3 separate regions of the Homo sapiens genome follow, and all the other regions are linked to region 1. The links are chromatin contacts, found by Hi-C or POLR2A ChIA-PET in ENCODE. All regions are on one chromosome and are shown on one strand. Each heading gives the region's core, a stretch centred on a gene start or an enhancer-like site at or near the end of the contact. The rest is flanking DNA. Distances are from core to core; before and after follow the strand shown. Region 1 has its middle 190 kb from the start of KLF5. Region 2 has its middle 140 kb from the start of LINC00392. Region 3 has its middle 37 kb from the start of KLF5.

Region 1 (2,861 bases), core at 202-2,701:
GGCGAGGAAGGCTTGTGGCCCAGGGTGAGGCCAATCAAGGTCTGGAAGCCTCACAACCCAAGACTCTGGTGCCCCAGCAAGAAGTGAACTTCATCCTGGTGGTTCTGGGGAGGCACTGAAAAGTTGGAGACAGGGAGAGTTAGAATGTGATTCCCATGTCAGGAAGATGACTCTAAAGGCCAAGTGGAGTTTGAACGGCAGGCTGCCGTGTTCCAGGTCAGAGATGATGACTGCAGTGGCAGTGGGCATGGCAAGAAGAGGAAAGATGGGAGATGTTTAGACTGTAAAATTAAGAGAGCTTGTTAAGTGATTGAATGTGGAGGCTTAAGGAGAGGAATGGCCAGGGATGATTTTTATGTTTCTGACTTGTGTGACTAACATTAAACAAAATAAGGAATATAGGGGAATCATCTTTGAAGGAAAGATGAGTTTGAGATGCCTGAAAATTGAAAATGATATGCCCATTAATGCAATAATACTGGCTAACATTTATTGAAAGCTCAGTATACACCAAATATTGTCATAAATTGTATATTTTGATCAATTTAATTCCCACAGCCACCCTAACAGCTATTGTTAGTTTATTTCATCAAATCTAAGGTACCATCCATTGTAAGACACATCTTGATTCAAAGATGTTAAAACGTCCCTCTTAGAATTAATACAATATCGTATTATTCCTATTTTATAGATTTAGAAACTGAGGCAGAGAGATTAAGTAATTTATCCAAAGTCACATAGTAAATGGAGGAGCTGGGCTTCATAAGCAGTCAATGGAGGAGCTGGGCTTCATAAGCAGTCAATGGAGGAGCTGGGCTTCATAAGTAGTCTGCCTTTCAAAATTTTTCATTTAATCACTGTACTACATCTCTTGTTGGTACATATGAGTCTGAGGAAAGTGATCTGGGATGGAGATAGAGATCTGAGAGTCATCAATCAAAAATTCTCCATTAAATGGCAGAGGTGGAGATAGCGTTTATAGTACATAACGAATAAAGTTGCGATAAGGTCCTTTAAATTAAAACTGAAATAACATTGATAATTACAACCAAATGCCCCTTTTGATACATTAAAACACCTCAAAAAATCAGAGTACACATATTTCAGGCATTTTTTAAATAAGAGAAACTAAAGATACAACATAACGAAGTTGATCAGAATTTCCCAATAAAAATTATAAGTTTTCAGAGAGGAGGCTGTGGCGCAGTTGATTTTTTTAACCATCAGCTTCTGAGTTTCCTAAGCACATGGCCATTTCCTCACTTGTTTTGTGAAATGACAGCCGAGAGGTGGAGTGGAATGGAAATCTAGAAATCATTGCCATGCAAATATGCAGAAGCAAAGCTGTATGTTTGCATGTAAAGCTCATGGTATCTGCAGTCCTGGGAAGAATTAAATTCCTTACCTGTGGGCAGGTGTGTATTTGGCCACATGCCTTTACTTATTAGGCAAGACAATGTCCCTCAGTGCAGTGAGTCACTGCTTTTGGAAGCAAGCCTTCTGCCTCAAGAGTAACAACTTTGTTTTTCAGGCACAGTTTGTTTCCCCCACCTCGTCCCCCACTCCTCTCTCTCCTCCTTTTCCTACTGATTATCAGATCCTAGTGGAGGAAGAAGAAGGGAAGAACTTACGGGTTTTAAAGACAGAAACCCAGTTTACAGAGTTGCAAAGGAAATAGGAAAGCAACATTTGGAGCCCAGTTCTGAGTTTGCTTTAAGCTTTAATCAGGCAAGAAGAATAAGCTGGGAACAGCTCCAAGGAGGTAGGTTGCAGAAAAGCAGTGTCTCCATGGCCTTCTCAGCAAGCTCAGGTGCAAAAGATAAGTGTACATCGTCTTTGAAAGGAGAAGAGTCTTTGAAAGTAGAATAGTCAGGGAAAGAGGGCTGCTTCGGTAGCCAGCCTTCCAGATGGGGTCAGTATGAACAGCCTCACGAGCAGCTGCAGTTTAACCCAAACAATCACACATGTTTGTAAGTGCCTTTGGTCCAACTTGCTGATAGTGTAATGACAATAAACAGAGCAAATGAAGTAGCCACTCCAGCAAGGAATGAGTTTTCGAAAGAAGAAGCCCATGTTTTTGAGAAGAATGTTTCTAAACTTCATTTAATTTGCTGCATTTGGGCCCCTGAAAAAAAATTGATGATAGCTCACATTTTAATTTGCTGTGGTTATTTAATCTCACTCTAGTTAAATCATCTTCACCAACTGTTTTTTTTAAAAGCTTAAAAAGATTGCCTGTTTGTTTACATAAGGGTATTTGGGTAGGAAAGAATTCCATTTCTATTTCTTTAGCTATCATGGGCATAATACAACTGTCTCTATATTTTACTTTCTCATTTATTTTCTACCATGACCTCTTCTATTACCCCAATGATGCATATTAAATAATCAGATTAGCTAGGTGATAAACTGCCTTATGTAAATTTTTTGAAAAGGTGGTGGCTTATAAATACATTCCAAGATAAATAAAAATAGTTAAAGTACCAAAGCCATCTTTGAGAAGATGAAAACAATTTTTTTTCGCTAGAGTGGAGTTTGGCAGAGAGAAGGCCTGAGGCATAGAGGGAAAACAATCATTTTCTGAAAGGTAGAAGTAGGTGATGGACTGAGAGGTGAGTGTCCCGGAGCAGGGAGCTCAGGCAGGGCATGGGGCAAAAACTTCTTAGAGAATGTATCAGAAGTTATAATCTGCAGCTGCTAATAGGGACTGTGAAATAGTGTCTTCCACAAGATGAGGGTTTACGTTGATCTCATTTAAGTCCAGATGTAGGCAAGCTGGTCTGTTATATGGCGGCTCCCTGATGTCATCAGGAATCAGGCTCTCTGCTCTCATCCTCAGGCTCACAAAATGGTTGTTGCAG
Region 2 (2,861 bases), core at 130-2,629, 170 kb after region 1:
AATACGGAGGCCTAGAAAATGTTGAGAGTCACAGAAGCCAAATCTCAGGGGAGACTTGGCAAGACCCTCCTCTACTGGCTGAGGATCTCATGCTGTTTAAGGTCAGCTCAGTCCTCCATTCTGATTCCCTCCATGCTCCTCACCATGCAACCTTCAGATGATTTGCCTTTCCACCTGGCTGGGTGGTGGGATAAAGTGTACTGATCTTCCAACCTTCCTGACAGTTGAATTTCTTTATATATATATTTTTTATTTCAACCACTTGTACCCCAAATTTTTTATTTGTGTACTCATAGCTTAGCTCCCATTTATAAGTGAGAACATAACGGTTTTTGGTTTTCCACTCCTGTGTTACTTCACTTAGAATAATGGCCTCTAGCTCCATCCAAGATGCTGCAAAAGACACTATTGCATTCCTTTTAATGAATGAGTAGTATTCCACAGTGTGTGTGTGTATATATATATATTTCTTATATATACATACAAGAAATAATATATACAAGAAATAAATACATACATATACATATATATTTCGTGTGTGTGTGTGTATATATATATATATATATATATATATATACAAGAAAATGTGAGATATATATATATATCATTGACTCATTAGTCAATGGGCACGTAAGTTGGTTCCACATCTTTGCAGTTGTGAATTACGCTGTTATAAATATATGTGTGCAAGTGTCTTTTTCATATAATGACATCTTTTTCATATAATGACATATAATGACATCTTTTCCTTTGGGTAGATACCCAGTAGTGGGATTGCTGGATCGAATTGTAGATTTACCTTTAGCTCTTCAAGGAATCTTCATAACTGACAGTTGAATTTCTCATAGCAAATGATTTATAGATCAGTTGCTATGAGCTGAGTTCACGTAAATCTACTCACAAGAGATGACTTGCCCATTGGCAGGCTTGTAAGAGGGGTCTGAATCTATAGGTTTCATATCATGGTATTTTTTTTTACAATGAATGCAAACAAGGATTGTCTAAGCAGTCTCTCTCTCTTTCTCTCTGTCTCATTGCTTGCCCTCCTCAAGCTGAAACAAAAATATTATTTTAAAATATTTTCCATTCAAGTAATGATTCTTCTCCAGCTCACACAGATGAGATCTCCCTCCTTACCCCTAGAAGGTGGAGATGATGAGTTTGGGTTACGCCTTCATAGAAGGAGGCACTGAGAGGCTCTCAAGCTGTGCAGCAAGAATGGTTCTCATGTGAGAACAGTGGTGGGGTTGATGACTCACAGGAGCACCGGCCACATTTAATAGACACTTTGTACCTCAATCATTTTGAAATGTTAAGAACTCCAATATTCATTTTGACACGTATTGGTAGTTTCCTGCATTGCTTTCCAGTGCGTCAATAGTAAGGCTTTGTCTAGATGACTGGTAACAATACGGTTCCATATATCATAAAACTGTGTAGATAAATGTGTATTGGTTTTAGATAGTCATGGATTTCCCAACTCTTACACCAGCACTGTAGTGAATCTCACTACCACACTACCTCTGGTTGTGACCTTATCAGGTTTCATAAGCTGAATAGGCTTTGGCTGGGACAATTTGTGAGTGGCAACAACCCAAAGAAAACCAGGTGCTACAGGAAGTGGAACGGGTGATTCAGTCAGGTTCATTCTTTCTTATGATTCAGGCTGACCCACTAACTAATCATTGTGAGTGGGCACTCTGCTTTCAGGGATGCTTGTGAATAAGACGTATAGTAAATGTCTTAATCACTTTTGCTGACTGAAAAGCTTTCACAGAGATTGTTTTTCAGAATTTCGAAATGGAGAAATCAATTCTATTGTGGTAATAAAAGTTATTGGTAATCCCATGGTGGATATGGTATATGCTCTATTTCCTATCTTTACTCAATATTGCAATGTGCAATATGTTATTAAGTACCCAAGGCATTTTGATTCATAACTATGTTTGCATTCGGCAATGAATGTATTTATTCTTTTTTTGAGTTTATTAAGTCTTTGAACTTTAAAGTAATATATAAGTAAAGTTACTTGTTTATTTCATTTATTTATGTTCTCTCTCCAGGATTTAATAAGAACTAACAAATAGAAGCAATAAGTTAATAAATGAGAATACTGAGGCAGGAAGAAAATACAACTAAGAAATTAAGGCAAACATAAAAGTTAAGGTTAGCATATATTATAGCTCAAATATAAAAGACAGTTATAACAAAACCATCTTGCCTAATTCAGAGGAGAAAGTGTCATAATTAAGCTCTCACTGTTTGCCATGAGACAGATCTGATTGGCCTCTCAACTCTGCCATTTACTAACCGTGTCACCTTAGGGACATGTGAAATGACGATAGGAGTTATATCTACTCTCAAGAGTTATTAGTGAGTATTAAAGGAGATTGCTCTGTGAAATGTATAGTGTGATGCCTGGTACATAGGAAGGTTTATCAAATGGCAATTATTTATATTATGATAATGATTATTACATTAATTTCCATAAATTTGTGATTGAAGAGTTCCCAGTTGCCTTTGGGAAAAAAAAAAAAAGCTTTAATGCGACCTAGTGGCCTTTTAAAATATATTTGTGTCCTTCTGAAGATCAGAGGGGGCATGACTTCAGCAGGTCTTGGAGCATATGACATTGTTCATGTCCATTGTCTTCCTAAGCCACAGAGCAAGATCCCTCAGTGATGGCTCGATCTGCTTCAGGGTCCTGCTATAGTTTAAACCTCCCTTGACTTCATCGCTTCCAGCTTTTCAAGGGTGATATGTATGCCTCCTAAAGGTTTGAATGGCCAATGCAGGAATCAGTTAACAATGTATTTGTTCATTTTATGAGCCATGTGAGTATGTAGGGAAATTTTCTTGTT
Region 3 (2,861 bases), core at 249-2,748, 150 kb before region 1:
TTTTTGAGACAGAGTCTCGCTGTCACCAAGGCTGGAGTACAGTGGCACAATCTTGGCTCACTGGAGGCTCTGCCCCCCGGGGTTCACGCCATTCTCCTGCCTCAGCCTCCCGCGTAGCTGGGACTACAGGGGCCCGCCACCTCGCCCGGCTAATTTTTTGTATTTTTAATAGAGACAGGGTTTCACCGTGTTAGCCAGGGTGGTCTCCATCTCCTGACCTCATGATCCGCCTGCCTTGGCCTCCCAAAGTGCTGGGATTACAGGCGTGAGCCACCGTGCCCGGCCAAAGCAACTACTTCATCTCCCCGTCGGGGAATCAGAATCCTGGAGCTTAAATGAGAAATTCCTAGATGCTCCATTCCTGATGTTCTTCTGTAAAATGAAGTTGGCCTTAAGTGCTTTAATTGCTTTTGGCTGATATCAGAGGTTTTCACTGGGTTATGTTTCTTTAAGGCAAGGACCATGCGTGGAGGGCCTTGAGCCCTGAGCACCTAAGCTTAGCACCTTAGAACGTGGCAGATGGGTGCTTATTAGATTTTTGTTGAAAAAATGCCTTCCAATTTTTTCATGTTTGATTTCATGGCTGTGCTGTAATTGCTCCCATGTTCTTAAACCCCTCTCATCCTCTTCATTCAGACAAACACAACCTGCTTTTCTGATGCTTACGCTTGGATGGGGTCCTTTCTCCAGCCTGTGGAGGCCTCTTTGTGTCACCAAATCATATTGTATATATATTTTTTATTTTTTAATTTTTATATATTTTTTGAGACAGAGTTTCACTCATCACCCAGGTTGGAGTACAGTGGCATGATCTCAGCTCACTGGAACCTCTGCCTCCAGGTTCAAGTGATTCTCCTGCCTTAGCCTCCCATGTAGCTGGGATTACAGGCATGCACCACCACACTTGGCTAATTTTTTGTTGTTGTTGTTGTTTTTCTTTTTGAGATGGAGTCTCACTCAGTCGCCCAGGCTGGAGTGCAGTGGTGTGATCTCAGCTCACTGCAACCTCTGCCTCCCGGGTTCAACAATTCTCCTGTCTCAGCCTCCCTAGTAGCTGGGACTACAGAAGCCTGCCACAACTCCCAGCTAACTTTTGTATTTTTAGTAGAGACAGGGTTTCACCATACTGGTCAGGCTGGTCTCAAACTCCTGACCTTAGGTGATCCATCTGCCTCAGCCTCCCAAAGTGCTGGGATTACAGGGGTGAGCCACCACACCTGGCCATATTGTATATTCTTTAAAACAACAACAAAAAAGCTCATTAGATTTTTCCCAGCTGAGTTCAACTCTTTGCCGTCTCCTATTTGTTTCTGACCACTCTACCAAAACCCACTTTAATCTAATAGCCAAGTGTTAAAGCTCCTCAGTTACTCAAAATCTACTTACTGGCAGATTGCAGGAGCCTTGGAGGAGGTAAGGTCTTGGCATTTTTTTAGTGAGTCTTGCCCTAGGTCCCTGGTTTCTAAATCTGGCCAGGTGTCATCATTGGAGGAACTAGTTAAACATCTGCATTCCTGGCACCATTCCAGCCTCGGTGACTCAGAATTTGGGGTGTGCTGCCCCCAGCCTCCAAAGAGTACAGCAGGAGCCTCAGGAATTTGAATTTTAACAAGTGTTCCAGGCAATTCTGATACCTGGGCAGATAGTCCAAACATTTAGTGTAAATTCCTTCCAGGGTCGGCAAAGGGACAAGGGAGAAGGATGAGTTCAAATTTTGGCAGAGATTGGGAGTGAGTCTGACTATCCGTCCATGTTGTCTATGTATTTTTACTCTTCTCTTTAGAGCCTACATTTTCCTCCCTGCCTTCCACGGTTGACTTGTAGACTGACTCTAAAGGACAAGGACTTGCTACTTCATTGGTATCAGAAGCAGGAATTTCTATGAAAATGAATAGACCTGAATTCTTTTATCTTACAATCCTGGAATTGTTAGGAATCTTAAAGGTCACTTAGTGATCTTATTTAGTGGGACACCTTAGATATCCAAAGGACAAGCAATGACATCAAGATTAGCAACTCACATAATTGTGGTGAGCCACCCAGGGCAGGCCTTCCCTGAGGCTTCCAGCCTGAAGTCTCCAGCACTGCGAGCGGAGAGATCAGAAAGTCAGGAGTAGGCCTACGCTGGGAGAGAAGCAGGGGGCTGCGCACAGGAAAATGAAGGGAGATCAGATGGTATATGGAGAGCAAAGAGGGAGTGGAAGAGGAATGTGGGTGAGAACAATCTTCCAGTGCACTCAAACACAAAGGAATTCACTTACTTACTCCCCAAACACCTGCGAATTATCTCCTTAGAACCTGATCTGATGCTAACCACAGGTCTTGCCCTCAAGGAGCTCTCAATCTAGTGGGATAGACAAATACCCATGACAATAGAGAGTGATAAGTCTAACAATAGAGGCAGACTCCAGGAGTAAGGTAAGAATATGTGCAAACACACCAGCCCCAAGGGTTTGTGGAGCCCTTAGAATTTATTTACAGTATTGGATATAACGGCAACATTAAAATATGCAAGCTAGCCAGGCACAGGTGGCTCATGCCTGTAATCCCAGCAGTTTGGGGTGCTGAGCCAGAAGGATCCTTTGAGCCCAAGAGTTTGAGATCAGCCTAAGTAACATAATGAGACCCTGTCTCTACAAAAACTAAAAAAATTAGCGTGGCATGGTGGCAAATCCACCTCAGGAGGTTTGAGGTGGGCCCAGAAATTTGAGGCTGCAATGAATTATGATCTATGATCAGGCCACTGCACTCCAGCCTGTGCAACAGAGTGAGACCCTGTCTCTAAAAAACAAAATAAATACAAAATAAATACAAAATAAAATACATGAGCTAAACAGAAAGACTATATCCAGTTGTTTTTA

What was found. A loop is a pair of places that touch in the nucleus more often than their neighbours do. ChIA-PET counts read pairs that join two places held with the same protein, here RNA polymerase II (POLR2A). Pooled maps may share reads with other maps.
Region 2: a loop to region 1 is called in a pooled map, with 4 times the contacts of the local background. The contact joins two enhancer-like sites. A Hi-C loop is called at or near these places in 1 of 168 maps with a recorded cell type or tissue (Caco-2) and 3 of 50 pooled maps. POLR2A ChIA-PET finds 5 or more read pairs at or near these places in 3 of 52 experiments (A673, H1 and activated T-cell).
Region 3: a map of PC-9 shows a loop between it and region 1 (10-fold over the local background). The contact joins two enhancer-like sites. A Hi-C loop is called at or near these places in 1 of 168 maps with a recorded cell type or tissue (PC-9) and 1 of 50 pooled maps. POLR2A ChIA-PET finds 5 or more read pairs at or near these places in 3 of 52 experiments (BJ, MCF 10A and WTC11).

Annotation. Positions count from the first base shown.
Region 1 is chr13:73,247,445-73,250,305 of GRCh38, forward strand. No RefSeq gene overlaps it. Among named protein-coding and RNA genes, the nearest start is that of KLF5, 190 kb to the left of the region's middle. Within about 2 kb of position 1,452, at least 4 of the 41 ENCODE cell types and tissues checked have a DNase peak (open chromatin) inside an H3K27ac peak, as active enhancers do; they include PC-9, where a contact is called at or near this core.
Region 2 is chr13:73,420,157-73,423,017 of GRCh38, forward strand. No RefSeq gene overlaps it. Among named protein-coding and RNA genes, the nearest start is that of LINC00392, 140 kb to the right of the region's middle. Within about 2 kb of position 1,380, at least 6 of the 41 ENCODE cell types and tissues checked have a DNase peak (open chromatin) inside an H3K27ac peak, as active enhancers do.
Region 3 is chr13:73,094,858-73,097,718 of GRCh38, forward strand. No RefSeq gene overlaps it. Among named protein-coding and RNA genes, the nearest start is that of KLF5, 37 kb to the left of the region's middle. Within about 2 kb of position 1,499, at least 3 of the 41 ENCODE cell types and tissues checked have a DNase peak (open chromatin) inside an H3K27ac peak, as active enhancers do; they include PC-9, where a contact is called at or near this core.